Linked DNA regions of Homo sapiens: all the other regions are linked to region 3. Evidence: chromatin contacts called from ENCODE Hi-C or POLR2A ChIA-PET data. All regions are on one chromosome and are shown on one strand. The core of a region is the stretch at or near the end of the contact, and the rest is flanking DNA. Distances in the headings are between cores, read along the strand shown. Region 1 overlaps IL19 (interleukin 19). Region 2 overlaps IL19 (interleukin 19). Region 3 holds the start of IKBKE (inhibitor of nuclear factor kappa B kinase subunit epsilon). Region 4 has its middle 31 kb from the start of IL19.

Region 1 (2,926 bases), core at 401-2,900, 310 kb before region 3:
TTTTTCCCATTTTTTTCTCATAGCCAGCAGGTAAGTATCATTATGTTTTCCATCTTACAGATATGATAGGGTATCTTTGGTAAAGATGTACATGGGATTCTGGATTCCAATGGCAGAGCTTTGGTGAGGCCAGCTTGCTCATGATACCCTCTAAGGATGTCCTATATCCCTCCCCTTTCACTTCCCCACCCCAAGTCCCCGTCACCACCCCTCCCTAACACACAGTTTACATCCTGTGACCCCTTTGACCAGATATATGTTTATACACTTCGGTGCAGGTAGCTTTCCAATTTTGTACAGATGTCTGTAAGTCACTTTTTTGGAAACTGGAGCAACATCTCTGTAGAAACTCTACTTATAAATGTTGATTCATTCACAGCCTACAAAGCAGGGGTTACACTATAAATAGGACCAAACTTAGTTCAGGTTCTTGGGAGCTGGGGGTCTATGAGATTTACAAAGGACAGCTTCTTTCTCCTACTGGACATATGAACAGCCTCAGGCAACATCTGAAATAGTCGAGGTCGTCTTGGGTCAACTTCTGTCACACTCTGCTCCCTCTCCCTGGCTGCCCTCTCTGGAGGTCCCTCTGCACTTTCCCCTCTGAGGGGCTGTAAGCCCTCCATTGAAATGCTAACCTTCTGCTCTGCTTAACCACATGCTCCCAGATGACCTACTCTCCTCCCCACCTGTCCCAGCTCACAGATCAGCCCCACAGGAACTCAGCTTCCAGGATTAGAACCACCCAGGGATTTCAGTGTTATTTTCATGGCTTCTTTCCCACCACTGTATTTGACCTCCTGACTCTCTAGAAGTTGCTGGTGATTTCGTAAAGGATTTCTCACAAGCACGGTTAAGGAAGTGCCAATGGTTGCCACTCAAGTCCATAGAAAACAGGCACTTCTAAATTGGGGGTGGTGTATGTGTTCTTTTGCATTATATATATGTTTGTGTTCCATGGGTCTTCAGTCTACCTGAAGTCTACCTGCATGGACCCTCCTTCAAGGATCCAAGAATCTGCTGATCCAGAGCCTGCATGACCCGAGTATTCATCCACAGTGGTTTTCACAGGGGTCAGATATCCTGTTTCTAGCACTGGCCATTCCTCCCTGCCTGCTCGCCTTTTCCCATGGGATACAATGGAGGCATTGGGGGACTTTAATACTTCAAAGCCCGTAGCAGCTGGCAACTCCTGGGACTGAACCAGCACCCAGACTGGCCTCACTGTGCTCTGCCACGGGAATCCAGGATCCCATGGTCACCTCTCTCAAGGGAATTTATTATCTGAGTCCCACGTCAGGAGCCAAGTACACCAACAACACTTCCTCCTCGGCATAGGCCTGCGTCGCGCAGGCATCAACGCAACACAGACATTTTACTGCGTGGTGCAGATAATTGCTTGAGAACGCAAAGTTCTTTCTGAAAGAGATGTGAAGCGCTTTCTAGGGCTTTCCAGTAATCTTCTTTTCTCCCTGAAACAGTCAATGTGAGAAATCCACTTCCGGAAGGTGACCACCTCCCTTCCACACCCCCGCCGCCCCCGGGGCCATGCTCTTGAGGAAAAGGCAGCATCACGTCCTCCCCTACCAAGTGGAGGCTCTTCTGATTTCCACTGCTCTCAGCAGGCCTGACTCACAACGAAACTGCAACCTCAAAGTGCTGGGGGCCAGGATTGCGAGAAGGAAATACAGGTGAACACACGCAAAAGCTGCCGGAGGAAAAGGTTTTGTTTCTCTTACAGAATGGCACTTCCAGGGCTGGGCAGAAGCTATGAGCTAGAAGAGGCTGACAGGGCCTGGTCTTGTGCTGACCTGGTGGATTTGGAAAGGAAGGAAAATATGTATCAGAACCACTCATGTTCGCTCGCTCCTGCCGAGGGGAACAGAAGGGGCAGGCTGGGAGGAGAGATAGGGGAATCACAAAATTTAAGGGCATTAGCTTTGGAAATCTTCTTAGAAAAACAACTCTGGCAAGCCCTTGGATTATTGATGCGGAAAGCAAGGCCAAGGGATGAAAAGGAACTTGTTTGGGATCTCATAGTAGAAGGTCCAGGGCTGGAAACTAGGCCTCCTAAATGCCTGAGCCAGTCAGTCTTTCTACTATGAGACTGACTTCTCTGTCTCCCTGTAACATCCTCAGAATATTGGAGTTGAAATTGGTCTGTTCCAAGTCTTCAGATCCACGAAGAGACATACTTAGCTTTTAGCAGCTGAGTATTCCCAAGGAAAAACATCAACCACTACACTTCAGGTGGGCTGGCTACTTGCTGTATGTCAAGTATTCATCCAAGCATTGTGTACAGTCACTCATTCCGCCCTTGCAACACTACGACAGCACCAATTATCATCTCCAATTGTATATAGATACTGCCGCACAGGGAGGCTCAGAAACTTGCCCAAGGTCACACAGATGGGAAAGGGCAGAGCTGGGTTGCAAACCCAGTCCGACTCCAGGGCCCGCACACTTAACCACCATGCTCTGCTGCAAAGACAAGCCCAAAGACAGAGCACATCTTGGGGTTTCCAATAACAGAACACTTGGACCCAGGGTAGGGCTGGGGGTTGAGCAAAGTGGGGAAGGCACTTCCAGCCTTTGCTGTCAGAGGTATATAAGGTCTGCCACATAAGAGAGGCTCAAGTGCACAACCCTTAGCCGCTTTCGTGAAACCAGTTGACTACCTGATACCAATTTATATCCAACCCACTGCTTGAGGCACCTGAATTCAAGGTTCTTGCTGGGAACAGTCTCAGATCACCCAAAAGCCAAGGTACAAACAGATTCTCCTTAATTACTTGAAAGAATAATACTGTTTAGAAAGTATTCCTTGTATTTTAAGTATTTTAATCTTAAAAAGAATACTTTTAAAATCATCAAAAGAGTATCAGAACCTTGTTGGGCCTCCTTAAACTATTTTGAACTACATCTG
Region 2 (3,123 bases), core at 619-3,118, 330 kb before region 3:
ATTTGCTCAAAGTCCCATTGAGAAGGTAAAACTAGCACAAAAAGGTAAATAACCATCCCAGGCAGCTAACTGAGAGCTATCAGAAACACATACATGACTAATAGCTAAATAAATTGTGCCGATACAGGTGTGTACTCTAGAAGCAGAGCCAGGTATGCAGACAGCAGGTAGCAGGTGATCATTTAGTGCTTGAATGATCAGAACAGTGTCCACAGAGGATCCAAGGATTGAAAGGAACTTCAAAGAAGGGTATGATTTAGAAAGGAAGGAGTCTGGTGGATTCTTCTAAAGAGCATTTCTCTGGGATTCAGATAATTTCACCCATGCAGTTAGCACCCATTCTATCCTTGAAAGATACAGCTGCTCTTCCTATAAGGTAAGAGAATTTCAGGTTTGAACAGAGAATTTTAGATTGAAAAATTCAAGCCCATTTTCTATTCTTCCACCCGCAAACAAAGGTGCGGAAAGCAGTTGAGGAAACAGGCTGAGGTGAGTTTCCTTGAAGCCTTGCTCTCTTGCATCTCTGTTTGATCCCTGGGTCATTCCCTCAGGCATCTCTGGTCAGAAACACTTTTAAACCCCAAATCTCATTCTCACTGGGTTTGCATTGTACCTGGAAAGATGCTGACACCAATAAAAGCTTGTTGCTTAAAGACACAGCCTATGACTCACACAATGCACACTTTATACACCCTAATTCCTTCCATCTGTAGTAACTTTCAGCTTCTCATTACCTAAATTATTTCAGTGCACTCAACCTGGGGGTTATTGTCATATAGGGAATCAAATGAGGTGCCAGAAACAGATAAAAATCAAGAAAACAACAATTTGAAAAGGTTATCATTGGCATCAGGGAATGTCTGTGTTGGAAAGGATCTCCAGGTTCATTAGCCCCCACTCCCAGCACAGGAACCCTCTTTGTCATGACTCGGACAGATGTTATCCAATTCTGCTTCATGACTTTCAAGACCTGGGTGCCACATTCTGCAGTTGTCATCTGCAAACTTGATAGGCAGGTGAATGTGGCAAGCAACCCATATTTAAATATACCTGAAGCCCTCCTGGAATTTACACAGCTACATCTTTCCCTGTACTGCCCTGCAAGAAGCGTGAGAGAAGAAGCTCTTCTGAGCCTCCTGCCTGTTACAGAGAGCAAGAAAGGGAAGGGAAGAGACAGGGCGAAGAGAGAAAGGATTACTTGATATTGTAGTGTTCAAGCTGGAATAATTTTCCCTCCCACCTTGCTGGAGTGCTTTCCAAGTGCTATTTCCTAGAGCAATGCCAGATTAGTTGTTCCAGAATTCCCAGGGGGCTTTGCACAGAGTCCCAGACCCTGTCCCTGAGAGTTGAATTTTGTACATCTGGGATGAAGCCTGGGCATCTCTATTTGTTAAAGCTTAGGATTATTTTGAAGTGCAGTCAGTTTGAAAGTCACTTTATTAGAGGGCTCTGGACTAGGTCACCCCATTCCTGGTGGTTGAAAAACCTCATTGCAAGCAGATCACTCCTATGTCCTCCAGCAGTTTTCTGTAAGCATGTTTTTGTGTTGCTGAAGGCAGCCCCATCAGCCCCCAGGGGAATAATCCTTTCCTGTTCTCTCCAGCCATGCTCTGTAGGATCACCTGAGGCCTGTGTCTGGGCCTCTTTATCGCAGCACAGTACAAGCATCCAGCTTGTACTCTTTGTTGTGGGCTGGCCAAGATGCTGACAGGAACAAAAATGACTTGTTTTTGAGAGTAAAGATACAAGCTTTGACTCAGATGACGCACACATGTTCATGGAGGGAGACTCTCACATCCGACCTACCTTCTTCCGTCCACAGAGAGTCACGTTGCTACTCTAACCACATCACTAATTCCGAAAGATGGGGACTCCTACACAGGGCCTCCAGGTCAATGCCTCTGATTAGGGCAGGGAACTGGAAGGCATCCAACCCCGACTTCCTGGCACCCCAAGTTCTCTCAGCAGCAACAGCGAAAGCCCATGGATGTAACTGCATTACAGAAGCCAAGGCCCTCAATGTGTAGACTCTCTGGGGTGCTATTTTAAAAGGCAGACTCTCAAGCCCCACAAAAAGATGTTTTGAAGATTGGAGTGAGGCCAGAAAATCCACCTTTTGAGCAAGCAGGACTAGGGAATTCTGAGTAAGACTAGTATTTGAACTTTACCCATTTGGGACTGAACCTCAAAGGAAAAAAGGGATCTGGAAAAGGAAATGACGTCCCCCTCGCCCTTCCAGGGCCACAGCTGCTTCTGTTCTTGAGATATTGGCCAGGCCCCTTATTTCTTTGACATTCCCCTTGCTTTCCTGTCCCCTCGTCTTCCTTAACAGTCCTTCTTATCTGCCAGAAGATTGGTCTTTCTTTAAGGCTAGCAGTTAGCCTTGATTGGGGATCCAGTTCTATACATGTGGGCATAGAGGACAGAGCAAGAAGACAGGACAAGTGAGCAGAACTATACAGGGAAGGGAGGGACAGTGTTGGAAGAGAAGCCCAGGCTTGGAACTTGCCCATGGCAAAAAAAAAAGAAAAAAAAAATTGAAAATTTGTACCCTCATTATGTCACCAGGAATTGAAATTAAGTATGACTCACGATTTACCCATGAAGCTCTTTCCCAATTAGTCTGGGTTGTGTCACCAAAAGACCTGAATTTAAGTCATGACTCCATCACTTATTGGCTTCGTGATCTTGGGAAAATTATTGAACTCTCTGACATTTAGTTTCCTTATCTGTAAAATAGGGGTAATCGCTTGATAAAGGTGCTGTTCGTTTTGATGAGGTAATATATAAAAATGCTTAGCCCAGGTTTTGGTACATGGAAGGCAGAAAAAAAAACCACCCAGATATTATGAATAATATAATTCTGTCATGTACACCTTTCCTCTCACAACCTACTGACTTACTGTAGGCACCAGGCAACCTGAATTACTAGGTGTTCTCTAGGGCCCCAATAAGCCATGTGTTTTAAAGTCTAATGGAATGGTCTAATCCCATCTCCATCACCAACTCATAAGCTGTGTGACCTTCCTTCCTGGGCCTCTGTTCCCTTCTCTATGGATCAGTGCCAATACATCAAGTTTCTGCAAAGGCCTGGTGCATTCACTGATGCACACAAGGAGCCCA
Region 3 (2,716 bases), core at 88-2,587:
TCCTTGATAATGTCATTTCATTGAGCCAGAGGCCCCTTGAAGAGATCGGTGGTCAACTCCTAGTTTCAGATCAGGTAGGAGCGGACATTACACAGAAGCAACTGAGGTACTGAGAGGCTTCCTGAAGACAACACAGTAGCTCAGCATGAATGAGTGGGTCTGGTTTTCCCCGCTGAGGCTGGAGGCAGCCAGCAGGTCTGGGGGCTGGGGCTGGGGTTGGAGCACAGCAGGCTGAAATCAAGGCCAAGGGCTCTGATACTGGGGCAAGGAACAGCTCAGGACTCTGGGATAATAGGCAGTGAGGTGCAAAGCGCAGACCCCCAGACAAGCGGTGTGCCCCTGGATTCTGTGCCCGGGAGCTCTGGTTGTGGCACATCTGGCTTAACTCTGCACGCTCTGCAGATCCTCCCCCCACCACCCCAAGCACCTGGTGCAAAGAAGGGCTCAGTGGCCCTCAGCCAGTGGTTGGATGAATGAGCAGTGGACAGTGAAGCATGTGAGACACCACCCACCCACCTCTCCCCTCCCCTCCCTCCTCAGGGCTCTGCTGTGGCCAAGTGCACTTACCCCACACTCTGAGCTGCCCTGAGTCAGGCAAAGGCTCTTCCTGGCGAGTGTATGTTATGCTTTCTGTCTGTGGCACGTCCAGGAGCTGAGCTACACCGGAAAGAGGAGGGCGGATGAGAGGCGCCCCTCAGTGCAGTTGCTTCTCAGCCTCCATCAAAGGCCGCCGGCCCTAGCCCTTTAACCCTTTCCTGTTTGTCACCTTCCCCCACAGGGCTGGGCTGGGGGTTTCCAGCTCTATTCCCAAACTGTTCAGGGAGCCTTTCCCAGCGTCTCCTACTCCTGAGACTCCGGCCAGGGAGAAAGACCCCGGGAAAGGTGAGGGCAGGCGCTGGGTGCTGATCGCTGGCTTTGGGTGTTGGTAAGCAGAGCCCAGGGAGGGCTTGTGGTTGGCCCGTGGTGGCTCACCTCCATGCCACACACAACGCTCTATGTGAGAGCACCGCTGCCAACAAGCCCACACCCCTGCACCCGGCTGAGCTGCCCTGCAGCTGCCCCTTGTCTGGCCCCTCATTCCACCCCCACCCCCCTCCGCACGCTGCACACTCACCCCATCTCCACTGCAGGGGATGCAGGCTTGTGGGACTGGGTGACACCCCCAGAGCTTTCAGGGCTCACTGTCATTCATGAGCAGTGTTCTTAGCCTCCTGGTAGCCAAGGGCCCCTAGGACCCACAGGCAGGGCCAGTTGCAATGTCTGTGCCACCCCAGGAGCTGGGACTAGTGGGTTTCTTCCCTGCCTCCTTGTGGCGGTGGGACACCAAGCTCAGCACTGAGTCCTGGCTCTCAGCTCTCTCGCACTTCCTGATTTCCGTCTCTCGCTCTCTCTTTCTCTCTTAAAGAGACAGAGGCAACTCGGTGCAGCCACCAGCTCAGCAGAAAAGAGAAAGAGGATGCTCTGAGTTCCCAAGGGTAGGCAATAGGACCAGAGTGTGAGCCACAGAGAAGCCAGGAACTGGGGCCCTTCTGGTAATCTTGATGGGCAGCTGGGTGCTGTTTTGGCATCTCCCACAGTTCACTGGAGCAGGGAAGTTCAGGGCTCTTCCCAGAGTCAACAGAGCAGGTTGGGCAAGTTAACTAAGTGGAAAGCTGCCTGGGAAGTCCATGCTCCCACACCCAGGAACCCCAAGGAAGTGTGGGAGCTATGCCGATCCAGTCCTAGAAGTTGGATCTGAGTCACCTTCCCAGGAGGCCTGCAGAGGTCCGAGAGCAAGCGCGGGGACCCAGCTGATGCCTTCCAGTGTGACCTGAGCACACAGCATGCAGCCCCTCCCAGCCAGCTCACTCACCCGCAGAGTAACAGCTACTCTGTGGGTTGATTGGATGACATGGATATATTTGGAATTGTTTGGGAGCTTGGAAAGCATTTTACAGAAAGGCATTGAAGGCATGGAGGCCCACACACTTCAGTAATTTACCCATGCTCTTCAGAGACTGCTGGGGCTGGCACCCAGGTGCCAACTTCCCAGCCAGGACTCGATGCCCCACATCAAATGTCCTAGGAGGCTGGAGGGGTCTGTCCTGCTCTGGTCAGCTCAGAGATGGCAGTTGGATATGAAATGGTTAAAACCAGGAAATTCCATGTTTCTATAGAATGTTGGAGGGACTTTCCCATGGCCACACCTGGTGGTTTCCTCCGCCAGCCCCACCCCTCCCACAGTGACACTAGAACAGGAGCAGAGCTGAGAACTGCCTAGTGCTCAGATAAAGAGAACTCCCCATAACACCTCCAGCTGGAGGAGTTGCTGCAACTTCTCACATCAGGACCAGGAGGAATGTGCCTGAGTGCCTGAGATCCTCATGTTCCACCCAGTCTTCCCAGCTTGCTTTTTTTTTTTGAGATGGAGTCTCACTCTGTCACCCAGGCTGGAGTGCAGTGGCATGATGTTAGCTCACTGCAACCTCCACCTCCTGGGTTCAAGTGATTCTTCTGCCTCAGCCTCCCAAGTATCTGGGACTACAGGCATGCACCACCATGCCCGGCTAACTTTTTGTATTTTTAGTAGAGATGGGGTTTCACTGTGTGGTTGGTGAGGTGGATTGAACAGGTTGGACTTGATCTCCCAACCTCCTGATCCACCTGCCTCAGCCTCCCAAAGTGCCGGGATTACAGGCGTGAGCCAGTGGCTAATTTTTTGTATTTTTAGTAGAGA
Region 4 (2,894 bases), core at 273-2,772, 270 kb before region 3:
TTGAAGGAATCCCCTAAACCCCTCTACAGCTGACTTTTCCACTCGCCCACAATGTGGCCAAGGGTCTACATCTATCAGTTTTGGGAAGTGCTATAAATGCCCTTTTACTCTCGGCTGACTGACTCTACCCCCAGATTTGCTGCTGACAGCAAACCCTTTCGTAAAGCTCTCACTTGGAAAGCAATATGCAAAGTGCATTCATTCATAAATCGATACTGTCTTTTTGGCAGTCCCTATCAAAAACTAAAATGTGTATACCCTTAGATCTTGCCATTCCACTACTAGGGATCTATACTACAGAAATCCTTACACACACACTCGAAGATACTGTACAAGATATTTGTGAGATCTATATAAATAGTAGAAAAAGGGGGGGAGGGTAGTCCTTCAGTGCAAATGAGGTTAAAAGACAAATAAAAAAGAAAGGAGGTGAGAAATATCCATCCACAGCAGATAAATTGTGGTACATCATACTATAAAATACTCTGCAACTATTTAGAAAAAGAATGATAGTTCTATGAGTTTGATCATGGAAATTCACAAGATATGCTAAGTGAAAAAAGCAAGCTGTATGTTGTTTCATGGGTATGAAAAAGTCTGTCAGTTGCACAACAATGTGAACATACTAGTGAAGTTTACAGTTAAAAATGTTTAAGATGGTAAATTTTCAGTTAAGTGTATTTTATCACAATTTTTTAAAAGCAGGTTGCAGAACAATATGCCTAATGATTCCATTTGTACTTGTTATAACTGCCAAAGAAACTTCTCAGTTGTGCTTATAAGTATATTTGTATCTAGATAAATTTTCAGAAACTTTTTGGATAAAAATTTCAAAAAAAATAAAGCTGTTCAATGAAGTTTTTTCTGGAGAGGGAATTGGCATCACTGAGGTGGAGACGTTATAAAGAGAAAGGTTCACGCCTCACTCTGTATGTCTATATATGTACATATAATGTCTTGTTTGAGTTACTAAAATTACTTGTGTTAATTTTCCTTTAGATGCTTTCATCCATCCAACAGATACTAAGCACCTACCCTGAGTCAGCTGTCATTTTCAGAGCCTGAAATAAGCCGATCAGACTGAATTTCTCGTCTACCCTTTCTCTTCCTTGCACACTGGCTCAAAGAATGCCTGGCTGTCATCCTTCCCCTCCTGCCCTCGACCCTCCTGTGGGTGGGTAGGGCTAGAGTCTCACTATGAGGACCATTTCCTTAGAATAGGTTTGTGACCAGAAAAGGAGACAGCTGAGTGCCAGAAAACCAAAGGCCCCTCTAGGTCTTACTACAAATACCAGGTCTCTCTGCACCACAGACTCCAGCTAACCAAGGTCTCTGTCTTAGACTTAGATGAGATCGTGGTTTCTTTCAAAAGTAAACCTTTGACTGGTGAATTCAGAACCACATGTCTCCAGATCAGAAGGTAAGGGCTAGGAGAACTCAGCTCATTCTGAAACTTGAGGCCTTATTACCCCAAGAGGCAGTAGCTGTTTGAGGAACAAGAGACCCACAGCTGCCTGGACAGAGGAAGGAGCAAGATCACGTTTCACACACTCGGACAGCAGTAGTCAGAGCTAGTAACTGCCCGGGGCTAGGACCAGAGCCACCCAGACAGGATGCTCATTTGCATAACTTGTACAGATACTTTGCATATCAGGGTCCTGGAAACACTACTACCCTAGGATCAGAGAGGTTGAGACTAGTATTTGGTCACACAGGACCTCAGAGACAAAACCAAAACCAAGGGGTGGGGGAGGACTTAGGAAGGGAGGACTCATGAAGGGGGAAAGTGGAAAGTCAGTCCTGGTATTTCACTTGCAAATCCTGGCAGGGGTGTGGGATGGCAGTAGGAAACTTTACTGTCCCTGAGAGCAAGAAAGTTATGCAAACAAATGCATTTGCATGGCAGCCCTGGTCCCTAAAAATGACTTATCAAACACAGGTTCCACCACCTTGGCAGCCCCACCTGAAATCCTGCAGGCTTGACAGCCAAAAGACTTCCTGGCCAGAGGCTCTGGGCAGTAACTTACCTTCCAAGCAATTATGACTCCCTCTAGAGGAGACAAGTAAATTCCAAGGTAATTCTGGGTTCCAGATGGTGGTGTGTTAAAAATGGAAAGGGTGGACGCCAAGTATATTGACATTTTTGTGTGTGAGTGCCAGGGAGGCTCCCAAGGGCTCCACTTTTAAACTGAGTGGAGTAAGAACCATGAGGACAAAGGGATGAGAAAGGCCTTTTAGTGGCAGAGGGAAGAGGGGCAAGGAAGCCCCTAACAATTGCTCATCCTGCTCTTCCAGGAGGGCTCTCAATTTCATGTAATGTCATCATTTTCCATGATGATTCAGAAAGTGCCTAACTACAAAAGATCTAAGTTTAAGGTGTACCACTGTAACACTTTTTAAAAAATTAATGAATTGAGTGAAACGTGGCAAAAGCCCCATCAGCCCACATCCCCAAATTTTGTTTTTCAGGGAGCAAACATCATTTATGAGGCAAATCCAAGTTGGAGGGGCTGGAAAGGGAAAATGGACAGAAAACACCAAGGGCACCCCACAGAGAGGAGTAAATCAGATTTCCATGAGCAGAACCCATGAGGGGTCAAAGGTCAAGCTAACGAGATGAGCAGACAGACAGCAGTTCAGACCACAAGACAGGAGGGGTGAACCTGTTGGAGAAGGAAGGATCTAGCTCTTGCAGAGAGAAGTGAGAGCAGAAATGCAATGGGGAAATCTCCATCATGCTATTCCATTTTCTGCCATCAAAACTGTCAGTCAGGTGCCAGCTTGAAGGGCTGCTAGGAAGCTCTCCTGGGTCTCTAACAGAATAGCTCCACCTTATGCACTCCAACCACCTCTGCTCCTGTTCTGGAGAGCATCAGTTCTTCTGTTACAGCGAT

The links. A loop is a pair of places that touch in the nucleus more often than their neighbours do. ChIA-PET counts read pairs that join two places held with the same protein, here RNA polymerase II (POLR2A). Pooled maps may share reads with other maps.
Region 1: a loop to region 3 is called in a pooled map, with 4 times the contacts of the local background. The contact joins the enhancer-like site here to the promoter of IKBKE in region 3. A Hi-C loop is called at or near these places in 2 of 37 single-sample maps with no recorded cell type and 4 of 50 pooled maps.
Region 2: a loop to region 3 is called in a map of B cell, with 3 times the contacts of the local background. The contact joins the enhancer-like site here to the promoter of IKBKE in region 3. A Hi-C loop is called at or near these places in 1 of 168 maps with a recorded cell type or tissue (B cell), 2 of 37 single-sample maps with no recorded cell type and 14 of 50 pooled maps. POLR2A ChIA-PET finds 5 or more read pairs at or near these places in 1 of 52 experiments (activated CD4-positive, alpha-beta T cell).
Region 4: a loop to region 3 is called in a pooled map, with 4 times the contacts of the local background. The contact joins the enhancer-like site here to the promoter of IKBKE in region 3. A Hi-C loop is called at or near these places in 1 of 168 maps with a recorded cell type or tissue (naive thymus-derived CD4-positive, alpha-beta T cell) and 8 of 50 pooled maps. POLR2A ChIA-PET finds 5 or more read pairs at or near these places in 5 of 52 experiments (B cell, BJ, CD8-positive, alpha-beta memory T cell and 2 more).

What each region holds. Positions count from the first base shown.
Region 1 is chr1:206,783,280-206,786,205 of GRCh38, reverse strand. All of the region lies in intron 1 of IL19 (interleukin 19), which reads right to left. Among named protein-coding and RNA genes, the nearest start is that of IL10, 12 kb to the right of the region's middle. RefSeq lists an enhancer at 1,803-1,862. Within about 2 kb of position 1,650, at least 3 of the 41 ENCODE cell types and tissues checked have a DNase peak (open chromatin) inside an H3K27ac peak, as active enhancers do.
Region 2 is chr1:206,802,081-206,805,203 of GRCh38, reverse strand. The region is part of intron 2 of IL19 (interleukin 19); the gene reads right to left. Among named protein-coding and RNA genes, the nearest start is that of IL10, 31 kb to the right of the region's middle. RefSeq lists an enhancer at 1,977-2,026. Within about 2 kb of position 1,868, at least 6 of the 41 ENCODE cell types and tissues checked have a DNase peak (open chromatin) inside an H3K27ac peak, as active enhancers do.
Region 3 is chr1:206,469,097-206,471,812 of GRCh38, reverse strand. It overlaps IKBKE (inhibitor of nuclear factor kappa B kinase subunit epsilon), which reads right to left and starts at 1,337. Exons shown (of 22, transcript NM_014002.4): 1 at 1,115-1,337; 2 at 568-657. RefSeq lists enhancers at 1,961-2,270, 1,790-2,427.
Region 4 is chr1:206,738,304-206,741,197 of GRCh38, reverse strand. No RefSeq gene overlaps it. Among named protein-coding and RNA genes, the nearest start is that of IL19, 31 kb to the left of the region's middle. RefSeq lists silencers at 1,538-1,647, 1,678-1,727. Within about 2 kb of position 1,522, at least 5 of the 41 ENCODE cell types and tissues checked have a DNase peak (open chromatin) inside an H3K27ac peak, as active enhancers do.